3 separate regions of the Homo sapiens genome follow, and all the other regions are linked to region 2. The links are chromatin loops, found by intact Hi-C in ENCODE. Cell type or tissue: B cell. All regions are shown on one strand. Region 1 overlaps JCHAIN (joining chain of multimeric IgA and IgM). Region 2 has its middle 16 kb from the start of RUFY3. Region 3 overlaps MOB1B (MOB kinase activator 1B).

Evidence for each region. Hi-C counts contacts between places; a loop is a spot of excess contacts. Peaks named below come from ENCODE experiments on the same cell type or tissue, not always from the same donor. Only the 100,000 strongest peaks of a DNase experiment are listed, where the experiment ranks them.
Region 1: a loop joins it to region 2, with 5 times the contacts of the local background. A loop is called at or near these places in 8 of 110 quality-filtered maps.
Region 3: it touches region 2 in a loop (12-fold over the local background); 2 of 110 quality-filtered maps call a loop at or near these places.

What each region holds. Positions count from the first base shown.
Region 1 is chr4:70,647,574-70,655,573 of GRCh38, forward strand. It overlaps JCHAIN (joining chain of multimeric IgA and IgM), which reads right to left. Exons shown (of 4, transcript NM_144646.4): 4 at 7,968-8,000. Among named protein-coding and RNA genes, the nearest start is that of JCHAIN, 15 kb to the right of the region's middle. In B cell, CTCF peaks have their summits at 4,732 (motif pointing right) and 4,938; a DNase peak (open chromatin) is centred at 4,728; H3K27ac peaks cover 435 bases.
Region 2 is chr4:70,701,563-70,709,562 of GRCh38, forward strand. It overlaps the pseudogene RNU6-520P, the pseudogene RNU6-784P and a transcript of RUFY3 not described here. Among named protein-coding and RNA genes, the nearest start is that of RUFY3, 16 kb to the right of the region's middle. RefSeq lists enhancers at 2,753-3,285, 3,819-4,350 and a silencer at 3,030-4,189. In B cell, a CTCF peak has its summit at 3,267; DNase peaks (open chromatin) are centred at 2,289, 3,079, 3,739 and 3,879; H3K4me3 peaks cover 3,250 bases; H3K27ac peaks cover 3,731 bases.
Region 3 is chr4:70,922,955-70,930,954 of GRCh38, forward strand. The region is part of intron 1 of MOB1B (MOB kinase activator 1B); the gene reads left to right. Among named protein-coding and RNA genes, the nearest start is that of MOB1B, 25 kb to the left of the region's middle. In B cell, a CTCF peak has its summit at 4,701; DNase peaks (open chromatin) are centred at 3,207, 3,417, 4,737 and 7,867; H3K4me3 peaks cover 781 bases; H3K27ac peaks cover 3,468 bases.

The sequences.
Region 1 (8,000 bases), 54 kb before region 2:
TCTTGCTAAGTTATTGATAAAGCTTTTAAAGTCTGCTCTAAAGTTAAGGTGCACGCGGTGGATATCGGAGGCTCTAAAAGTAACCCTCTTGTCTTAGCATCTGAACCCTACCGCTACTACTACACTTCTGTGATGAGTTCCTACATCTAGTGGTCATCTGCTGATTCTAAACTAGCTGGATATAGTCTATGATGTCTTTAGTTGATAAGGTAAAGAAGAAGAAAAAAATGTGAGGATTATAAACACAAGAGATAATCCAGCAAGGTTGACACTCATCTGCTTTATATGCACAGCCTACAGTAAACTTCTCTAGAGGATGGTTGGGCATTAATCCAGGTGCCTGGGGGAAATCTTGCATTTCCTCACCTGACACAGGAAGCAAAGTAAGATGACAAAATGTAGAGCCAAGCCAGACCTCCGTAAACAGCCTAGTAGCCATTAGCATGGAGAGTCTTCTCTGACTTTTTGGAGCACCTAAACATGTAGATAACATGTTTCACTTCGGTCACTCACATCAGCATCTTAACTTTATACACCTTTAAAGAAAACGCAGAAGTAATGACCTTTGAGTTATTTGTATTATTAACATTACTCAGACGTATCTCTGACCACTCGTTTCCTCTTCCCTCATTTACCCCAGTCGCCTTCAATCATGACCTTAAGGAAACTGAAAAAGATTCATCTTGACCTCAGGAAACCAAACTTCATTTCTAATAACTAAAAAAGAAACCAGAAACGTTGGACTTAAAAAATCAACAGCTCTGTCCCAACTGCCCAATCAAAAGTTGGAAGAAAACTTCACTCGATGGAAAATAGACGTTCACCATTTCACAATAAAATATAGCATTAGGTTTTGTCCACATGCGCTTCCATGTGACTCCACCTCACCCCTAGTCCAATAACATCAGCCACTGAAACTTTTCTTCTTGCTTTGAATTTACAGTCAATTAGATTTAGAAATAGGATTCAACTGGTAACAAGCAAAATTCCATGCTGGCAGAGGAAAAATTTTCAAATGAAGAGGCGAAGAGGAAGCTGATCTGTAATTTGACAAAGATATAATTGTGAAATAGATAAAGCTATTCTCAGGATCCCTTCACATCCCAGGCAAGGTCCTGTGCTCTCATGATGCCCCCATTTCATCCACCTGAGCACCCAGCAACTTCCGTTTCTGTGCCTCATCAGAGCTTGACCAGTAATTACCTCTGAGCTTACCCAAATAACCTTATCTCATTCCTTTCTGCACTATATAAAGCTTTACTCCTATTGCTGATGAATATAATTTTTATCTGGCTGATGCGGAATGTGCTTGGTTGGCTTTACTCTCTCTTTTTTTTTTTTTTTTTTCTTTTTTTGAGACAGGCTGGAGTGCAGTGGCACGATCTGGGCTAATTGCAACCTCCACCTCCTGGATTCAGGCGATTCTCCTGCCTCAGCCTCCCAAGTAGCTGGGACTACACGCACCACCACACCCAGCTAATTTTTGTATTTTTAGTAGAGAGGGGGTTTCACCATGTTGGCCAGGAGGGTCTCGATCTCTTGACCACGTGATCCGCCCGCCTCAGCCCCCCAAAGTGCTGGGATTACAGGTATGAGCCACCGCGACTGGCCGACTTTACTCTTTTTTGTTTGTTTGTTTGTTTCGTTTTGTTTTTGAGACGGAGTTTCGCTCTTGATGCCCAGGCTGGAGTGCAGTGGCGGGATCTCAGCTCACCGCAACCTCTGCTTCCCGGGTTCAAGGGATTCTCCTGCCTCAGCCTCTCGAGTAGCTGGGATTACAGGCATGGGCCAACACACCCAACTAATTTTGTATTTTTAGTAAAGACAGAGTTTCTCCATGTTGGTCAGGCTGGTCTCCAACTCCCGACCTCAGGCGATCGACCCATCTAGGCCTCCCAAAGTGCTGGGATTACAGGCGTGAGCCACCGCACCCGGCCGCCAGCTTTACTCTTATTGCTAATTAATATAATCTTTATCTGGCTGATGCTAAGTATGCTTACTTGGGCAAATGGCTAACTTGTCAAGAACTGCGCAGAAGGAAAACATTTCTCACCAATGGTACTTATTTATGCCTGCCTTTTAAAAATGTCACCCATTTAATTCAAATTAAAAAGAGAGGGCAAAAAGTGCAAGCATTATAATAGACTTATGACAGGTTAATGAATTGGTCGCACTAACCTCAAAATGCCACATTAGCTTTAAGAAAATATTACAGTATTTGCTGTGGTTTAACTCAGTAAAAATATTTTTTTCTCAGCTGGGTGCAGTGGCTCACTCGTGTAATCCCAGCACTTTGGGAGGCCGAGGCGGGTGGATCACCTGAGGTCAGGAGTTGGAGACGAGCCTGGCCAACATGGTGAAACCCCGTCTCTACTAAAAATACTAAAAAATTAGCCAGGTATGGTGGCCGGCCCCTGTAATCCCAGCTACTTGGGAGGCTGAGGCAGGAGAATCACTTGAACCCGGGAGGCAGAGATTGCAGTGAGCCAAGATCACGCCATTGCACTCCAGCCTGGGCGACAGAGTGAGACTCCATTTCAAAAAAAAAAAAAAAAGAAAGAAAGAAAAAGAAAAAGAAAACAAAATTTTGTTCAGAGAAGACCTTGTCAGTCCCATTCCTCATCTGTTAAACCACATTGGCAGCTGCCTCTGGATTCAGGCTGTTTTCTGACAGTGTTGCATGCCATGCTAGCATTATTCCAGTTTTAATGTGTATATGATTGTGAACTGTGTTAAAATGCAGATGTTGATTCAGAGGCTCTGGAGCAGAGCCCACCATTCTGTGGTATTAACATGCTCCCAGGTGGTAGTGATTCAACCAATCGGTGGACAAAGTGGCAAAGTGGTAAGGGTGGCAAAGTGGTAGGCTGCTCCCTCTAAATAAGTGGCAACTTCACACTCACCAGGGAAGGAACAGAAAGGTCTTGACCAATGAAAAAACTATCACCAATTTGAGGGGATGTGTATAAATTAAGCATATAAGTGAAAGATTCAAGACAGAAAGAGAAACAGGAGCAGGCTGATCCTGTCTCTATTCTGACATTTGTGTTATGCTTCTTCCTCTTTCACTGCTTGGCTCGTGTAGTTCTAGAAGGTTCTATTCTCCATCAGGAAAGGCCCCATTCAGTTAACATCTCCTCCAAGATTACCCCAGTCCTAACAACCCAGCTTCCCTGAAGGCTCACAGTACATGATCTTTAATATTTATTTATTTATTTATTTATTTATTTGAGACAGTCTTGCTTTGTTGCCCAGGCTGGAGTGCAGTGATGCGATCTTAGCTCACTGCAACTTCTGCCTCCCTAGTTCAAGCAATTCTCATGCCTCAGCCTCCTGAGTAGCTGGGATTACAGACGTGGGCCACTACACCCAGCTAATTTTTGTATTTTTAGTAGAGCAGGGGTTTCGTCATGTTGGCCAGGCTGTTCTTGAACTCCTGGCCTCAAGTGATCCACCCACCTCAACCTCCCCATGTGCTGGGATTACAGTTGTAAGCCACCATGCCCAGCCGATCTTTAATATTTAATCACAACTGTGTCTTATACTGTGTGCTAATTTTTTCCTGTGTTAGTTTTGCCTATAGAAGAAATAGGAAAACTGAAAAAGTGAGACCCAGTTCTTCTTCTTATGTGGCCCTCATAGCACTGTGCTGAGTACAGAGTAGATTCTAAGTAAACACCACTCTCTTTATCTTATGCAAATGAATAAATATTTAGAATTTCACCAAAATTAATATTAATGTATTAACTAATATTAAAAGTTTAATAATGATTAACACTTTTCTAATTATAAAATATACAGTCTTTGTAGAATATTTGGAACATTCTATACTAAAAAGTAAAAGGAAACAAAAAAATAACATTTTGGCCTATTTCCCTCAAGTCTTTTCCCATGTATGTGTAGGGAATTTTCTTTTTTTTTTTCTTTTTTGAGAGGGAGTCTCTCTCTGTCGCCCAGGCTGGAGTGCAGTGGCACAATCTCGGCTCACTGCAAGCTCCGCCTCCGGGGTTCTGGCCATTCTCCTGCCTCAGCCTCCCGAGTAGCTGGGACTACAGGCGCCGGCCATCACGCCCGGCTATTTTTTTGTATTTTTAGTAGAGATGGGATTTCACCGTGTTAGCCGGGATGATCTCTATCTCCTGACCTTGTGATCCGCCCGCCTCGGCCTCCCAAAGTGCTGGGATTACAGGCGAGAGCCACCACATCCAGCCTGGAATTTTCTTAAAGTCACTCCTTTATGCAAAATCCTACATTTTCCTCTTCACTTTGTATATCAATTTCCATAAATTTTAAAACACATGATGTTTCACTTCAGTTGTATGTAAAATATTTTGAAGTATACCTATATTACCATTCCCTTGATGATGGACTTAAAGTTTCCTATGAATTTTCACTATTATAAATCACATTGTAATAGATATCTCTATCTCTCTTTGTCTGTATTTCTGGTTATTTCCTCAGAAGTGGAATTACCGAGGAAGATGGTTTGAAGGATGTTTAGACAGAATAACATACTGACTGAGAGCTTTGGCTTTGGAGTCTGACAGCCTTGGAGCTAATCATCAGTTCTCCAAATACCTGAAAAACATTAGGCAGGTTACTTCATCACCCTCACAGCTCAGTTTTACCATTTGTAAAGTGAAAACAGTACTTGTTTTATGCAATGTTAGGAGAATTAAATGAAACAACGCGTGTTAAAAACGTACATTCATTGTATTTTGTAACTCAACCACTAGATGGAAGTGGAGGTTTATAATTATAAAGTAGTGGCTCTCCTGTAATTTCCAGCCTCAGTAGCACCTGGGGAATTTGTGGGACCTGCAATGTCTCCAGCTGCATCTCTGAGCTACTTGATCAGTATCTCTGAGGTGGAGCTCAGCAATCTACTTTAATGAGTCCTCCAGGTAATTCTCATACACTCTAAAGTTTGAAAAATCACTGATCCTGCCGGGCGCAGTGGCTCATGCCTGTAATCCCAGCACTTTGGGAGGCCAAGGCAGGCAGATCACTTGAGGTCGGGAGTTTGAGACCAGCCTGACCAACATGGAGAAACCCAGTCTTCTACTAAAAATACAAAAAATTAGCCAGGCGTTGTGGCGCATGCCTGAAATCCCAGCTACTTGGGAGGCTGAGGCAGGGGAATCGTTTGAACCCAGGAGGCAGAGGTTGCGGCAAGCCAAGATTGCACCATTGCACTTCAGCCTGGGAAACGAGAGCAAAACTCCGTCTGAAAAAAAAAAAAAAAAAAAAAACCCAGAAAATCACTGACCCAATATATATTCACATATATTTACATTCTTTTCTTATTTGTTGTTTAGGCAGGGAGAAGAGCCAAAGAAAATTAACACATAATAACAACTGTAAATTATGGATTGTTGCTAATTGCTACCACAGTGGTAATAAGTGATATGCAGACACAGCATGCATCCTTATTTTTATAAAAATCAATGTAGTTATTTTTGCTCCCATTTTTCAAATGAGGAAGCAATCTTTGAATTAACTTGGCCAATGTTACAGTATGTATTTCAATATAGACCATGGATTTATCCACTAGACTATACTGCTACCCCAAAGCCAAGACCTGGAAATCCCATTAAAGGGCTTTATTCTTATTGCTGATTAATATAATTTTCATCTGGCTGCTGCTGAGTGTGCTTACCTGAGCAAATGGCTAACTTGTCAAGAACTATGCAGAAGAAAAACATTTCTCACCAATTGTACCTATTTATGCCTGTCTTTTTAAAATGTCATCCATTTAATTCAAATTAAAAAGGGGGGGCAAAAGGTGCAAAACTTATAATAGACTTATGACAGGTCAATGAATTGGTCACATTAACCTCAAAATATCACATGAGGTTTAAGAAAATGTTACAGTGGACATAGTGATTCTCTAAGAGCCTCAATTGATGTTTGTTAAGACTATAGCAGAGTGATTCAGACTTTTCATTGCCATTTACTAGATAAGTGAACCACTCAAATGGCTAATTATCCACTTAGTTGGTTTTCTCATTTATAATATGAAATACCCAAAAAGTTATTGTAAGGATAAAATGAGATGACATAGATAAATCATTTGGTACTTGAAGAATGCTATCATCGTTATCATCACTAAATCAGATAGATCATAATCAGTATTGTGTTAATTTGGACCCTGCAGAATTGCAAGATGAGATTAGTGGGTGCAAGAGATTTATTAGGAAAACATCTGTGAGGGATAATGGGAAGGGAGCCGAAGAAGGCTGAGTCTTCGGATCCTGATGCAGGTCTTACCCATGTGGAGCAAAGAGGATAGGAAGGATGATTGGACAGATAATGTCTGGAGGTGCAGTGCTAAGAAATTTTCAGCAAAGATAAAAAGGAGTCCCCAAGTCAGTGCCCCATCAGAAGAGTCCTGTGTCTCCCGGGAACTGACCTGTCTTAGTGTCCCTTGCACAAACACAGTGGATCTCAGAACTATAGGTCAATTACATTCTTTGCAGAGAACTGAGAGGCTCCTTTCATGGCCACCACATCTTACATTGATTCCTTAGTGTGCCCCTCTAAATGTTCCACTAATACCAGCAAATGTTTGAATACAACTTAAAGAAAGGCTTTAATCTATCCTCAATAACTCTCATTTAAGAGTCACCAGCTACTCCAGATTTATATTGAATGAGTTAATATATATAAAGCACTTACATTGGTACCTAGCACATAGTAAGTACTAAATTGTTACTAGTATGGTAGTATCAGAGTTTAACTGAACTTCTGAAAGAAGGAAGACTTGTGGGACTACGAATTGCAGTCTTCTTCCAGCTAGCATTTAATGAGGTAATAATGCTGGAATAGGGGTCTTTCCTATAAGGATCTGCAATGTGGATCTACAAAACTTCTTCTACTGGGTACACCGAGAAACTAAGGCAAAGATGAGGAGAAAGTAAGCGGTCTCTTCAGAAGCAGTCTCTCATGAATTCTCATAGCACTTTGGAAGCTATTTCTTTGCCTTCAGCAGGCTCTGCCAAATAATAATTATTTATGTGTATGTCTTATCTCTTCAACTAAGCTACACTCATGTTCATTCATTCAACAAATATGTATTGAGTACTTCCATGTGCCAGACACTGTTCCAGATGGTGAGGAAACATCAATGGGCAAAAGTGCGTGCCTTCGTGGAGATTACACTCTAGTGAGGGGAGACAGACCATAAACATGACACGTAAGTAAATTACCTAGTCTGCTAGAGGGAGATAAGTACTTGGGGGGAAGTAGACTAAGATAAAGAAATGGGGTTTGAGATATTTAAAAAGTAGTCAGGGTGGTTCTCACAGAGAAGATGACACCTAGGCACAGTTCTGGGGAGCGAGCAGTGATAGTGACTTTCTCAAGGGCGCTCACCATAACTTCACCACCACAGACCAATCCTGTGCATTTGGTTAATATTTAATAAATGTTTACTGACTAAATGAGATTCAAAGACTTGGCTAAAACCACACTCTAGATTAAAGATCAGTCAAGAATGGATGTATCTTTAATACACCAAAACTGGGGTTTCTACTGAAGCACCAGTGTCCTATGCATATCCCTAAAGAAACACTGAATAATCCGTGGAAGTCATTAAAGATGACTATTACCAGAACAATTCCTTTTCAAGAAACCAACTCTTACTAATCATCTTCCCACTGTTTTAAATTCAGAGTTAGCATTTACTTTCCATGGTACCTTTAAATATATATGTCAATTGGCCTTGGCTTTCTGCCATAAAGTTTTATGTGCCATGATAAACATGGTATTTATCAGGGGGGATTTTGCCCTTTTATTTAATTATGGGTATAAAATGGCAAAGCCACCTCAAATATGTACATGTATTAGTTCTGTGATTAATGCTTCATTACATCATACTTACAAACCATTCATCAATAACAAGTTAACTTACGTAAAGAAAGTTAACATAAGGAAACTTTTTTCCAACAAATTATTTCACACAGGTATATGCTTATGAATCTATTTAATTGCTCAGACTG
Region 2 (8,000 bases):
GATTCAAAAGCTAAAAGCATTAAGAAACTAGGAACTTGGAGTACCATCCACCTTTAAAGAAAAAGTTCATAAATAGCCTTGTCTATAAATTGTAAGAACTCATATTTCAGTTGATTTTTCTGTATTAATTTTACTGCCATTTAATTAATTACATAAAACATAAATAGAACTCTTTTTAAAAATAGAGGCACAGTGATCTCTTCAGCAGCACATATACTAAAATTGGAATGATACAGAGATTAGCATGGTTCCCGTACAAGGATGATACACAAATTTGTGAAGTGTTCTATATTTTTACAAAAAACTTTTTAAAAATAGAGGCACAAAAATCCAATACACTGAATGATTTCACAGCATGTCAATGTTTCTATACCTGTAGGTATCTTGACTAACAAGAAAGGAGAAAGCTGGCAATTCAGACTAGATAATGTTTCATATTTTAACTTGGTGACTCCCTTGGTTGATTATTGGCCTTTCTCAAGAATCATCTGTGAGGACTCTGCTCTCATTTCTTCTACCTACAGTGGTTAAGTGTAGATTATTGTCAAATTCTTTACCAAAACATTGCAAAACATCTCTGTGAAGGACCCTGATGAGAATATAATATTTTGGAATTTCTGCATGTAAAAACAAGATAAAGGATCCAGTTAAGGATGAGTGTTAAAACCATATAATACATCTCAATCAGTTTTTCTTTTTTTAAAATTATACTTTAAGTTCTGGGATACATGTGCAGAACGTGCAGGTTTGTTACATGGGTATACATGTGCCATGGTGGTTTGCTGCACTCATTAACCCATCAGCTACATTAGGTATTTCTTCTAATGCTTCCCCTCCCCTTACCCCCACTACCCCACAGGCCCCGGTGTGTGATGTTCCCCTCCCTGTGTCCATGTGTTCTCACTGTTCAACTCCCACTTAAGAGTGAGAACATGCGGTGTTTGCTTTTCTGTTCCTGTGTTAGTTTGCTGAGAATGATGGCTTCCAGCTTCATCCATGTCCCTGCAAAAGACCTGAACTCACTCTTTTTTATGGCTGCATAATTCCATAGCGTATATGTGCCACATTTTCTTTATCCAGTCTATCATTGATAGGCATTTGGGTTGGTTCCAAGTCTTTGCTATTGTAAATAGTGCTGCAATAAACATACGTGTGCATGTGTCTTTATAGTAGAATGATTTATAGTCCTTTGGGTATATACCCAGTTAATGAGATTGCTGGGTCAAATGCTTTCAGTTTTTCTTATGAAGGTATCATGCAGTTAGCAATTCCTAAAAGACAAATATGTCTTCCTGTTGAGATTCTCACCAGCACCAAGAGTTAAGGCCCAAACCACCTTCAAAATGCTAAGGATATAATGAAAAGGCTTTTTTTCCCCAACTCAGTATGTTTTTATTATTGTAAGTTAAATGTTATTTTGCCAAAATGATAAAATATCCCTAATAATAATTATTTTTTAATATGGAACACTTCACAAATTTGCAGGTCATTCTCGTGCAGGGAAATGTTAATCTTTTCTGTATCGTTCCAATTTTAGTTTATGTGCTGCTGAAGTGAGTACTACTAATAATTATTGATTTATGTATTTATTTGAGATGAAGTTTTGCTCTTATTGCCCAAGCTAAAGTGCAGTGGTGCTATCTCGGCTCACTGCAACCTCTGCCTTCTGGTTTCAAGCGATTCTCCTGCCTCAGTCTCCCAAGTAGCTGGGATTACAGGCACTCGCCACCACGCCCAGCTAATTTTTTTGTATTTTAAGTAGAGACGGGGTTTCCCCTTTTTGGTCAGGCTGGTCTCGAACTGCTGACCTCGTGATCCACCCGCCTCGGCCTCCCAAAGTGCTGGGATTACAGGCGTGAGCCACCGCACCTGGCCGTAATAATTATTATTTACCCCAATGTTAAGTTGTATTTTAAACGCTTTATTTCTATTTCTTATTTAGCCCTCACAGTATCTATGAATAACATAATCATTTTACAGAGCTGGACAAATAACTTACTCAAATAGGTAGTAGGACTGGGATCAACAGGTCAGGGAAATGCCAGAAACCGAAAAGCTAAGAAATTTTCTAAGACTGAAGCTATCCTGTAAACATTTCCCTTTTGAATGCTTCTTGTTAAAAGACTCAGTGAAAAGTAGTATTGTAAGTCTCATGGTAATTGCGAGTAGTAATTTCAAAAGTGATTTACAGAGAATAACAACAGTAATAAAAATGTTTACTTTTCCTTTCAAAGAAGTACAACTTCCTCTACACAGGGAAGGGCTGAACAGAGAAGAGGAAAAAGCAGGTGGGCAAAATGTTACACAACAGTGATTTTTAATTATGAGTCAACATGGCTTCTATGCCAGCATTAAACACAAGGCTAATCAGCTAGGAATCCAGGATAAAGAACCATGAGAGTAACTGGAAATTGTCTTTATTGCCGAAAGAAATGTTTACTTAAGGGAATTACTGGATCAGTAATCATTGATTCGAATTCTCAAAGCAACGGTGGCTAATTACTAGCGAGACACGGGCACTGTGAAAGAGAAAACTGTCGACCTGTAATTGACATTTGTCGTATAAATTCTAAGCTGTTTGATTTAAAATGCACTCATGCGCACCCGCGGCACTAGAAAACCAGGGAATTAAAGTCAAAGCAAATACAGGATTTCAGTACAGCGCACAAGACGGGAACAAAAGAGGTGGTGGAAGGAAGACACCCACCTTTGGTTTCTCACATAAAGAGCTCAATACTCCAAACAGTGAATCAACGGTTGAAGTTGCAGTGTGTGAAAGGCAAATGGTACAGTTTAATACCCGGGGGCAGGGAGGTGCTTTTTTAAAATTAGCTTTCGCCTCTTCTTCAACCCAGATCTTTGTGCCTTCGTGCTACCGATAAAGTTGGCGGTTACACGACAAAACGCCGCCAGGTATTTCGCCAGGTCTTCCACTTTTCAAGCACTAGACACACCTGACCGCCTTACAGGGCCCAGCGGGGGCGGGTAAGGAAGAGGCCCAGGGCCCGAGGGTCGGGAGGCAGTCAGCCCAGCCGGAGGGAAGCGGAAGGTGGGGAGTGGGAAGAGGAGGACGCTGCCCCCTAGGGGAGCCGAGTCACAGGCTGGGGGCCGGGGCGGGAGGGGCTGGAGGAGGCGGCCGGTAGCGAGGCCGCGCCGTCGGGCGGGGCGGTCCCTCCAGCTGGCTTGGACCCTGGCGGGGCGGGCTGTGGGCCGAGCGGCGGAGCCCAGGCGCCAGCCCGTGGCCGAGAAGAAAGGTGGCGGTGGCGGCGGCGGCGCAGCGGACGGGACGGGGCGGCGGCTCCTCGCCCTGACCCTCTGCTCCCCCGCCCAGGCCCGGGCGCGAATCGGAGGCTGCGGCGAAGGAAGGAGTGAGCATGGCTGAGACCCCGCCGCCGCCCACCGCTGGTGCCGAAAGTTGCAGCGAGGAGCCGGCGAGGGGCGGGGAGTGGCGGCCGGAGGAGCCGCGCCGCGCTCCCGCCGGGGGCACGGACCGAGAGGGCGAGGCGGGGCCGCCGCCGGCCTCCCCCGCCGGGCAGTCGGAGCCCGACTCGCCGGTGGCCGCCCCCTTCTTCCTGCTGTACCCCGGCGATGGAGGCGCCGGCTTCGGAGTGCGCCCGCCGCCGCAGCAGCAGCGCTCCTGGAGGACCCCGCCGTCCCCCGGCTCACCGCTGCCCTTCCTGCTGCTGAGCTACCCGAGCGGCGGCGGCGGCAGCAGCGGCAGCGGCAAGCACCGTGAGTGGCGGAGGGGCATGGGGACGCCCGCGGGGAAGGGAGCATTCGGCTGGGGAGGGCCGGCCCGGCCCCCGCGGAGCTCCGCCTCCCGCGGGGTGACCCGAGCCGGGTGGCCGGGAGGCGGGGGCTTTAGGGGCTACCCTCGGGAAGCTGTTCTCCCGAGGCGCCCGGTGAGGAGGCAGCGGGACGACCGCGGTTCGGGCGCCGGATTCTACCTCCGCGTCTCCCCAGGCCGCGGCTCCTGCCTGGCCTGGTCTCTCTCCCGTCTTGGGCTGGGCGCTGGTCTTCGCCGGCCTCCCACGTGCTTGGGCGGGGGCGAGAAGCGGCCTGCCTGCCCCCCTCCACCCGGGGCGCCCTGGCCCTGTCCCGGGTCCCGGGCTGGGAACCTTCCCCGAAGGAGTCTAAGAGGGGGCGGCGCCCGGAGACCCCGTGGCCCCTCTGACCCGCCTTTTTCGGGCTCCCGGCGCCGCGGCAGCTGAGTAGGTGTGGCTGCTGCGCCGCCGCCGCCGCCAGTGCGGCCTTAGTAATACTAGTAACTAATTTTTTACGAGCGTTCCTTCCATGCCGGTAAATATGACAGATCCGTCCCCCGGATTGGAAAGAGAAATCGGAGCGGTGCATGAGAAGACAAGAAGGGAATGTGTGGCTTTGGAAGGCTACCTCCCAGGGTTATATCGGTTGTCGGGAAGAGGCCTCCACTTTTAAAGCCACTGGCACACGCGAGCGCTCTGAATGCAGCTGACCCACACTCCGTGCTGTATTTTTTATTAGTGAACTGTTTACTGTGCTGGCAAACGAGTAGGGCCCTAGAGTCGTCAATGAATATAAGGACTCTTAGAGGAATGTTAAATCTGATTTTCAAATACAAGCTCTTACAGTATGAAAATGTGGCTGACGATACAAGGCATGCTGTAAGCGCCAAATACTTTGCTGTATGAGTTCTGGAAAGGGAGACAGAAACTTGCCTGAAGCGATGAGGGAAGGACCTTTCCCACCATACACCCTATATTTTTAAAGCACAAGTACAAATCTTTTAGCTGCTCTGCCCTGCCAAGAAACCCTGACTCACCTTTTCTGCCCCGATCCATCTCCTAGGAAAAGATAATATTTATTGATTATTTCCTATGTGCATGTGTTGTGATAATCATGGTTAATAAGTTTGTGTGCGCCAAACTGAATGCCACTTTTTCAGATGCGGAAGCTCGATTTATCCCAAGTAACAGCTTAAGAGAAGGAATGCAGTTGACCCAGATTGCTTTTCTGCTAAACCCATGCTCTTTAAATCTAACAAGAGATCCAAAACTGTGATGGTGGGTGACAGGTTAACAGGAAGGGTCTATGTGATTCAGCTGGAGGTTGCCCAGTGTTCACACCTCCTTATTACTTACTGAGTAATAAGTCAGTGGGCAGACACTGACCATTGACTGTCTTAGTGAAGCCATAGTTTGTGTGTTGGAGTGGTCTGCACTAATGTGCAGATGGATTGTCAGCTCATGGCAGAAGTGAGTCTTCCTATACAGAGGAGGCAAAGATAAGAATCTTCTCAAGGAGACTTTGCTTTTGTTTTCTGAGGAATCCTTCTACTTTGTACTTTAAACACCGCCTCTTTTTTTGTTTGCACCAAAAATGTTTTCTTTCTGTGTAATCTACATATTAAGCATGCTACTATAGAAAGAAGACTGTCATTTCTCTGTAACAGTTATGGTACAAGGTTTGATGTAGAGGAACTTTTCAACTATTGAACAGTATCAATTGTGGGAATTACCTGAATTTCAGTTGACTGGACTCCCTCATTGTTAAAGGTTATCTTTATGTTATTAATTATTGTAGAAAATAACAGTATTTTGTTACTCTTATCAGTTAATACTGTTGCTTAAGCATGATCAAGATCGGGACTAGAGGACTTAAAGCTAAAGTTTCATGAGCGTGATCTCAGTCTCTACCTTAGGATACTAGCAAATGTATGGTGTTTTTTTGTTTTTGAGACGGAGTCTCGCTCTGTCGCCCAGGCTGGAGTGCAGTGGCATGACCTCTGCTCACTGCAACCTCCGCCTCCCGATTTCAAACGATTCTCCTGCCTCAGCCTCCTGAGTAGCTGGGATTACAGGCACCTACCATTTTTAGTATTTTTAGTAGAGACGAGGTTTCACCATGTTGGCCAGGCTGTTATCGAACTCCTGACCTCAAATGATCCACTTACCTCAGCCTCCCAAAGTGCTGGGATTACAGGGGTGAGCCGCCGTGCCCAGGCGGTATGGTGTTTTTTGTTACCACGTAAGTTCTAATATTTCCTCATGGTCTTTATTTTTGAAATAGTTTATTGATGTGTATGTGTTCAGAAAAGTTACTGGGAATATATACGTGTCCCACTTCCTCTGCTTTTAAAGATTAGTCACTGAGAACATTTCATATTAGCAAAAAAAAAAAAATCACTATTACATGTTTTATTTAAATATAAAATTGATTCAAAATAGTTTTTTGTTTTGGACTGAGTTTTTGTTTTTACCTGTTACATTTATATGTGCTTTAGAACGTAAGCATACTTACAGAAAGGAACACTCTAGATATGAATAAAAAGTTCCTTGTTACCCTGCAGAGTCAATGGAATATTGCTTTCTGTAATGTATCTGGATATCAGAACTTTGATTCTCTTGACTACTCATTTAAGAAATTAGAGACCAGGCCAGGTGCTGGTGGCTCACACCTGTAATCCCAGCCCTTTGGGAGACTAAGGTGAAGGATCACTTGAGTCCAGAAGTTCAGGGCTGCAGTAAGCTGTGACTGCACCATTGCACTCCTGCCTGAGCAACAGAACGAAACCCTGTTTTTAAAAAAATAAAAATAAAATACATGAACACTTGAGACCAAACAGTTTTTGTTTTTTTATTTTGTGTTTTTGAGACAGTCTCACTCTGTGCTCAGGCTAGAGTGCAGCAGTACAATCTGGGCTGACTGCAACCTCTTCCTTCCAGGTTCAAGAGATTCTCCTGCCTCAGCCTCCCAAGTAGTTGGGATTACAGGTGCGCACCACCACCCCAGCTATTTTTTTTTTTGTATTTTAGTAGAGACCATGTTGGCCAGGCTGCTCTCGAACTAGACTCAAGTGATCCACCCTCCTCGGCCTCACAAGTGATGGGATTACAGGTGTAAGCCACCACACCTGGCCCCAAACAGTTTTTAAAAGACTTCTTAATTACGAGAATGGTACATGGACTCAACCTCAATGCCTAGTGAATATTACGATGACTGGCATCTGCCTCTTTAGCAACCCAATTTTTAACTCTCAGTAATGTATTTGCTAAAAGTATATAAAATATTATAGCTTTGAAAGACTGTGTATTAAGGTGGTATTATCTTTTTATTTTAGAAATCTTGAGTGTACTTAGAGGTTTTAAAAATTAAATTTTACATTTGAGTTCAGAAGCTCTGTTTTTAAATAACAGTGCTGAAGAATAGCAAAAATGTGTGAGACTGGAACGGTGGCTCAAGCCTGCAATCCCAGCACTTTGGGAGGCCTAGGCAGGAGTATCACTTGAGCCCAGGAATTGGAGACCAGCCTGTACATAAGCAGACTCTGTCTCTACAAAAAAAAAATTTTTTAAATTAAAAATAAGTTAGCTGGGTATGGTGGCACATGCCTCTGGTGCCAACTACTCAGGAGTCTGAGGTGGGAGGATGGCATGAGTCTGGGAAGTTGAGGATGCAGTGAGTCGTGATCACACCACTGTATTCCAGTCATGGTAATAGAGCGAGATGCTGTTTCAAAAAAAAGTTTGTAAATAGAAGGTAGCCTAAACTTTTCAGGGTTTGTCACATGAATTGTTTTGTTCCAAAATCTTGCAGGATATAATATCCATGAAATCAATCTGCTTCAATGCAGTGTGAAAGGAGACTTCTGATGTGCCTTGTTGAGGATTATGTCTCTTTCTGAGTCTTTGAGTGCTGGTAATCTGCTAGGTTTTTATACTTCTAACTTTAAATCTCATAAAACTCTCTGCCATGCCTTTTAAAATTTGATTTTATAAATGTACAAGTAATACATGAATCTATGCTCATTGTTTAAATGTTTCATAATACATAAGTACAGTTACAAAGTGAACTTTCCTCTTTGTGGACCTCCAGCACCCTCTCCCCGGTTCCTTATTGGAGGATGCCCACTTTTGAGTTTGGGGAGTTTTCATCCTGAACTTTTTCATGCATTTACAGACATGTATGTTTTTATATTTCGTGGTGGCTTTATCCTCTTGGTGTATGTATGACCTTCCATG
Region 3 (8,000 bases), 220 kb after region 2:
CCAATGAAGGCTGTGAACCAAAATTTTGGGTAAAGCAGTCTCCATGGCAGTTTGATTATTAAAGGCCAAACCTCCCCAGACTCTGAAGAGCACTGGGGCCAAACAGTACCAAAGGAGAACGTCACATTAATCAGGCCCCCTGCTTAGAACCGCAGCACAAAAGCCTGGATACATGCAACGCCATCCCATTTTCCCATTAAACAGTAAGCTCCAGATTCCAAACAATTTTGGGGCCAAGCAGCGTTACAACTGCGGGAGAATTCTGAGGAGGGCTCAGAACTTCTAGACCTCAGAACCTCTGCAAGAGCATCCTCTTTGGGGAGGCTGAGGTCCACAGGATCCCCCAGAGCATCCTCCTATGGGGTCCAGTCTTAGTGTGTCACATGTCTCTGATGTCTCTGACCTTAGGTGGGCACCGGTGCCACATGCGTAGAGACGAAGTTTTGCCATGTTTCCCAGGCTGGTCTCCAACTCCTGGGCTCAAGCGAACTGCCCGCCTCAGACTCCCAAAGTGCTGGGATTATAGGCATGAGCTACCTTGCCTAGTCAAATTTTCTTTTATTGCTACCCTTGTATCTGTCTGCCTAAGTCTTTTTGTTGTTCTCAAATTGAAATTTGATGATAATAGTTTAGTAGTTATAGTATTATAGTATTGGGCATTAGGAGGAATATTTTTTATGTAAATCTTCTTTTGTAGAAATAGGTAACAGTAGGGCCGGGTGCGGTGGCTCAAGCCTGTAATCCCAGCACTCTTGGAGGCCAAGGCGGGCGGATCACAAGATCAGGAGAAAGAGACCATCCTGGCTAACTCGATGAAACCCCCTCTCTACTAAAAATACAAAAAAATGAGCTGGGCCTGGTCGTGGGCGCCTGTAGTCCCACCTACTCAGGCTGAGGCAGGAGAATGGCATGAACCTGGGAGACAGAGCTTGCAGTGAGCCGAGATCGCACCACTGCACTCCAGCCTGGGCAACAGAGTGAGACTCAAAAAAAAAAAAAAAAATTAGACTCAAAAAAAAAAAAAGAAATAGGTAACAGTATAACTTAGTGGAAATGTATAACTCTGTAAATAAAGAGTAATTTAGTAGAAACAATGGGGGAAAGGTATTTTAAGGCAACTTTTTCTGGTGTTTGGGATCATGTTTCAAACAGATGAGCAACAGCATAACCCTCCTGCTGTTTAGAGAATCCATTTGTTTGCTGGAGCTCTGTAGTGTTAGATTTAACTACTGAAATAGCTCTTTGTTTAAAAACTCCCTGTGGTTATAGTTTTTGCTCACATATGCCTGGTTGCATTCTCACTAACCCTTCTCCATACCTGCCAAATATTCAGCTGTCTTATTTTCAACTCTTAGGAATTGTACTTTTGAGTCAGTGAACAGCAGACCAATTCACAGCAATATTTTGAGGTCTGCTGCAGTGACTTTGACTCTTCAGCCCTTTAAGTCCCAAAGTGGCTTAGACTCTTTAGCCCTTTAATCTTCATCAGTGTTTCATTTGGAAAATAGCAAGCCATCAAGAACCAACTATTTTTTTTTTAAATTATACTTTAAGTTCTAGGGTACACGAGCACAACGTGCAGTTTTGATACATAGGTATACATGTGCCGTGTTGGTTTGCTGCATCCATCAATTCATCATTTACATTAGGTATTTCTCCTAATGCTATCCCTCCCGAAGTCCCCCACCCACCAGCAGGCCACAGTGTGTGATATTCCCCGCCCTGTGTCCAGTTGATCTCATTGTTCATTTCCCATCTATGCATCTATGAGTGAGGACATGTGGTGTTTGGTTTTCTGTCCTTGTGATAGTTTGCTGAGAATGATGTCTTCCAGCTTCATCCATGTACCTGCAAAGGACATGAACTCATCCTCTTTTATGGCTGCATAGTATTCCATGGTGTATATGTGCCACAATTTCTTAATCCAGTCTATCATTGATGGACATTTGGGTTGAAGAACCAACATTTTTTAAAAATTATATTTCTAATTATAGTTAGAACCAAACTATACAAAAAAACTACAATTTTAAACAGCTAGACATTTGGGAACCAAAATTTGCTTTAGTTGAGCTCTATTGATTTTATTTTATTTTTATTTTATTTTTTTGAGATGGAGTCTTGCTCTGTAACTCAGGCCAGAGTGCAATGGCGCAATCTGGGCTCACTGCAACCTCCACCTCCTGGGTTCAAGTGATTCTCCTGCCTCAGCCTCCTGAGTAGCAGAGACTTACAGGTGTGTGCCCGGCTAATTTTTGTATTTTTAGTAGAGACGGGGTTTCACCATATTGGCCAGGCTGGTCTTGAACGCCTGACCTCTGGTGATCTGCCCTCCTCAGGCTCCCACAGTGCTGGGATTACGGGCATGAGCCACCATGCCTGGTGAGCTTTATTGATTTTAGCTTTCTTTCAAGTGGGAATGTATTTGTAAGGTGTTGTCTAGGGATAACTATACTTGTTAGTGATGTCTTTGCCTTTTTTGATATCACTTAACATTAAGGAAGAAAAATACCACTGTCATTTTATGTAGCAGAAGAAAAACTGCTCTTGGTCCTCTGGTGACAGAAAGTACTCTCAGGATTGAGAGGATCAGTGTCTCTACATAACCATAATCCTTGAGAAGTTTGCTGTAGACTCTCAAAGTGTGGATCTTTGGCACCACCTAGGAGTATGTTTGAAATGCAGGATTTCGGGTCCTAATCATTGGATTATAATGCATTTTAATAAGATCCCTAGGTGATTTGAAAGCACCTTCCAAAGTGGATGCCTGTATATTTAATTTAAATGGTTTGAGATAAGGTGAATAAGAAAAATCCTTGGATTCAATATAACACCAGTTCTGTCTTTGAGAGATTCCCAATAAGGGAGCCTCAATGTAGATCCCCGTACTGTCCTTTCACACTTGCAATTATTTTCTTGTTTAATGTGTTTTTTTCTCCTTCTGGATTCTAAGTTTTCTCCTCCTGGACTGAGGGTTTGTTCATCATTTTATTTCCCAGCACATTAGGACATTGCTTAGCAAATATGTTTTCAATAATTTTCTTATTTGTGTGAGTGACAGGATCTCACTCTGTCACCGAAGCTGGAATGCAGTGGTATCTTCTCAGCTCACTGCAACCTCAACCTCCTGGGCTCGTGATTCTTCCACCTCAGCTTCCTGAGTAGCCGGGACTTTAGGTGTGTGCCACCATGCCTGGATAATTTTTGTATCTTTTGTAGAGACAGGGTTTTGCCATGTTGTCCAGGTGGTCTTGAACTCCTGGGCTCAAGCAGTCCGTCCACCTTGGCCTCCCAAGTGCTGGGATTACAGCCATTTTTTTTTTTTTTTTAATTAACTGAAGATTGTCATGGGAGAGAACAGTGGCCTATGAGTGAGGAAATCCGAGATTCAGAGTCTTTGGTCTGTCACTAGCTATGTGACCTTGGGCAGATGACTTAATTTCTTAGTTTCTATTTCCTCTGCCTACTGGAGGGTAACGAATGCTTCTTCCATTGGGTTAATGTGAGACTTGAATGACAGAATGTATATGAAAGCTTTTCATAAACCAGAGTCCTGTATAAACACTGTCATTATCTCCACTCATGAAATTCCCAAGCCCAGTGTATAAACTGTTTGTGCATTCCAGTTTTTTGTTTAGCTGTCTTACAAATGTATGGCATTATTGCATAATAAAATGAACATTTATTGAACACCTCCTGTGTGTAAAAGCGAAGTGTTAGGTGCTTGCTGGTGGTGGGAGGAGAAAGGAAGGGGTTTAGAAATAAACAAGATGTGCCGGGCGCAGTGGCTCACGCCTGTAATCCCAGCATTTTGGGAGGTGGATCATGAGGTCAGGAGATCGAGACCATCCTGGCTAACACGGTGAAACCCCGTCTCTACTAAAAATACAAAAAAATTAGCCGGGCGTGGTGGTGGGCGCCTGTAGTCCCATCTACTTGGGAGGCTGAGGCAGGAGAATGGCGCAAACTCAGGAGGTGGAGCTTACAGTGAGCCGAGATTGTGACACTGCACTCCGGCCTGGGCAACAGAGCAAGACTCCGTCTCAAAAAAGAAAAAAAAAAAAAGAAATAAGATGCGGTCTCTGTCCTCAAGAATCTTAGCACTGGAGACCAGCGTGTTACATAGATGTGCTCCTTAATGGTTGTTTTAAACTCTCAGTTCCAAGTCCACTGGCTAATGATGGTTAAAGACCCTTGCACTGCAAGATATTGCATTGAGTATACAAACTTTCTTGGGTGTATGTGTGAAATAATTGCAGTCTGTGTTCATCAAAAATTAGGAATATAAAGAAAAAAATTGCTGTCAGCCAGGCGCAGTGGCTCATGCCTGTAATCCCAGCACTTTGGGAGGCTAAGGTGGGCAGATCATCTGAGATCAGGAGTTCGAGACCAGCCTGGCCAACATGATGAAACCCCCGTCTCTACTAAAAATACAATAATTAGCCAGGCATGGTGGCACTCGCCTGTAATCCCAGCTACTTGGGAGGCTGAGGCAGGAGAATCGCTTGAACCTGGGAGGCGGAGGTTGCAGTGAGCTGAGATCATGCCACTGTACCCCAGCCTGGGCAACAGAGTGAGAATCTGTCTCAAAAAAAAAAAAATTGCCGTCAATACCACAGTTATAAATATGTGTAGTGCATTCACCTATTCAAAACAGCAAGAATTTTGCCGAATTGAGCTTCCGGTTTTTAGTCAGATGCTGTTTTTATTGTGTGGATGCGGGGGCCTCCCCTGCTTGTTCTTGGCATTGCTGCCACTGCTGTTCCACTTTAGCATCTTGGTTTTTAACATGGAGGGGAAGTGGTAGGAATCCTTCGGTGCACTCGCTTCCTGTAGTTCACTTGGGCATTTCAGGTAGATATTGGAATGGGCTGGAAGTGGTCTGCAAAACTCCAAGGCATAGAAGGCCTCCCTGAGATGTTTGCTTACCACTCCAGCCTCATCCGTGCCTTCCTGCTCTAACATCCCTCCCCCACAGTGTTCAGTGATTTTATTTGCATTTCTCTCAACCTGCTTTGCTCCATCTTTCTGCCTTTGTAAATGCCGTTCCTGTTATTCTGGCTGTTATTCTTCTCCTCCCCACCCCCATTTCTTTAGCTCAGGAGCCAACTTTTTCCCTGGCCTGTGCCCCCTTCCCAGTTTGTTAGATACCATTTCAGTGCCCTTTATAGTCCTTATCATAGTCCTTTCCAAAAAGACATTGTACTCCACCCACTGTCATGTGTATGATCTCTTTGAAGATGGGGCATTTTCAAAAAATGTTTGTTTTAAATCTCTACCACCTAGCATAGTGCCTCTTAGTAACAATTTTTTTTCCTGACTAATCAATGACATTTTCAAGAATTTTGTTTTTTTTTTTTTTGAGATGGAGTCTTGCTGTGTCACCTAGGCTGGAATGCAGTAGTGTGATCTCGGCCCACTGCACCCTCTGCCTCCCGGGTTCAAGCGATTCTCCTGCTTCAGCCTCTTGAGTAGCTGGGATTACAGGCGCGTGCCACCATGCCCGGCTAATTTTTTGTATTTTTAGTAGAGATGGAGTTTCACCATGTTGTTCAGGCTGGTCTCGAACTCTTGACCTCGTGATCCACCGCCTCAGCCTCCCAAAGTGCTGGAATTACAGGTATGAGCCACCACACGTGGCCTGACATTTTCAAGAATTTCATCACGGGTGGTGAGAGTATGAGTGATTCTCCTCAGTCTGTTGTATGTTTTTCCATTGTAAAGATTTTAGGGAAAATATTAAAAGGTGGCTACTGTGCACAGAAGAGTTTAGAATACCTATTTATTGGATTTTTATAATAAAAAAACTTTTTTTTAATAGACACGGGGTCTTGCTATGTTACCTAGGCTTGTCTTGAACTCCTAGGTTCAAGTGATCCTCCCACCTTGGCCTCCCAAAATGCCGATATTACTGGCGTGAGCCCCTGCACTCAGCCTTATTTATTGTATCTTTATCACATAGTTTTGTAGAGACCTTCTTTACAGGATTGTCATATACCAGGCACAAGTTTCCTATTTTCCAATGTGCCCTGTAAATTGTGTTCCCTCTACCAGGGAATGAGAGTGCTCATTTCCCTGCATTCCCACTATCATTGCATCATTAAGAAAAAGAGTCATGAAAGCTTCTTGGACTTTTAAAATTAATGCCAAATAAACAAGATAATAGTAAAGGTACTTCCAAATAATTTCTGTCCCCTGTATTTCTTTTCTTCTTTTTCTTTTCTTTCTTTCTTTTTTTTTTTTTTTTTTGAGACAATCTTGCTGTCACCCAGGCTGGAGTGCAGTGGCGTGATCTTGGCCCACTGCAAGCTCCACCTCCCAGGTTCAAGTGTTTCTCCTGCATTAGCCTCCCAAGTAACTGGGATTACAAGTGTGTGCCACCACGCCCGGCTAATTTTTGTGTTCTTAGTAGACAAGGGATTTTCCCATGTTGGCCAGGCTGATCTCCAACTCCTGACCTCAAGTGATCTGCCCACCTTGGCCTCCCGAAGGATTACAGGTGTGAGCCACTGCATCTGGCCAATTTAATTTTATTATTTTATTTTTGGAGATAAGGTCTTGCTCTGTGGCTGAGTCTGTAGCACAGTGGCCCAACAACTGCTTATTGTGGCCTCCACCTCCTGGGCTCAGATGATCCTCTTACCTCAGCCTCCTGAGTAGCTGGGACCACAGGTACACGTCACCACACCAAGCTAATTTTTTTTTTTTTTTTGAGATGGAGTCTCACTCTGTCGCCCAGGCTGGAGTGCAGTGGCGCGATCTTGGCTCACTGCAAGCTCCGCCTCCTGGGTTTACGCCATTCTCCTGCCTCAGCCTCCCGAGTAGCTGGGACTACAGGCACCCGCCACTGCGCCCAGCTAATTTTTTGTATTTTTAGTAGAGACGGGGTTTCGCCGTGGTCTCGATCTCCTGACCTTGTGATCCGCCCGCCTCGGCCTCCCTTAATACAGCCACTGCGCCCAGCCTTAATTTTTAAAATTTTTTGTAGAGACAGCGTCTCCCTATGTTGCCCAGGGTGGTCTTGAAGTCCTGGGCTTGAGCAATTCACCCGTCTCAGCCTCCCAAAGTGTTGGAATTACAGGCATGAGCCACCGTGCCTGGCCAGAATGAAGTTTTAAAATTTAAAATTTAGATTTAAAATGAAGTTTTAACAATTTACTAGAAAAATAATGCTTTTTTCGAAATTAGCATATAGTATAGTCTATAAGGGTGGATTTCACAAACTGAGATATTTAACTCAGTGTATATCTTGTTTCTTAGTTTTTTTTTGATATTTTACTACAGGCAATAAACTGATAATTTAGTGTACATAAACATGTTTGGGAGGCAGATGGCATATGTGGAGCTCTAAAAATAACTAAATTCTGGGGGTAGATTTAAAGTTACTTTTCACTTACTTCTCTTAATTCTTTTATTGCTTTTCTCATGGAGTCTGTTAGAAAGCTATGCCAGGGTTTTTAGTTTCTGATTATTTCAGGATGAAGAGTTTTTTTCTTTTAGTAACTCTTTCCCCAAAGTATGAGTAAACAGTCGTGTCCAATTGCTAGTGCATGTGAAGAATATGCTTTTATGGCATGCTTGTTATTTTTGAGTATTTACAAGTTGAACTATTAAGAGTAATTTATATGTTACAACAACTCAGAACACTCTACCTTTTTTTATTAGTAAAATCAGTAAATACTGTGCATGATTGTATGTGTGAAACCCTGGTAGCTTAATGAATTTTTTCTTTTTTTAAATGTCAGGTCTGACAACTGTGCTTGCATTTCACTTATTTCAAAAAGAGGAAGAGGGAGGATTTTTGCATTTAGTTTTGTGCATTTTTTTCTTTTTTTCCCTCTGATGGTTTTCACTTATTTCTGTTATCCTCTCTTAGTTTAAATGGTCAGAGTCGAAACCCATTCTAGGTATTGGGGAGCATTGCAACGTCTCAAATAATGTGAAATGTCACTTTTGCAGTTGACTGTATTAGCACTAAAGGGACTTCTTTAAACATTTTTAAT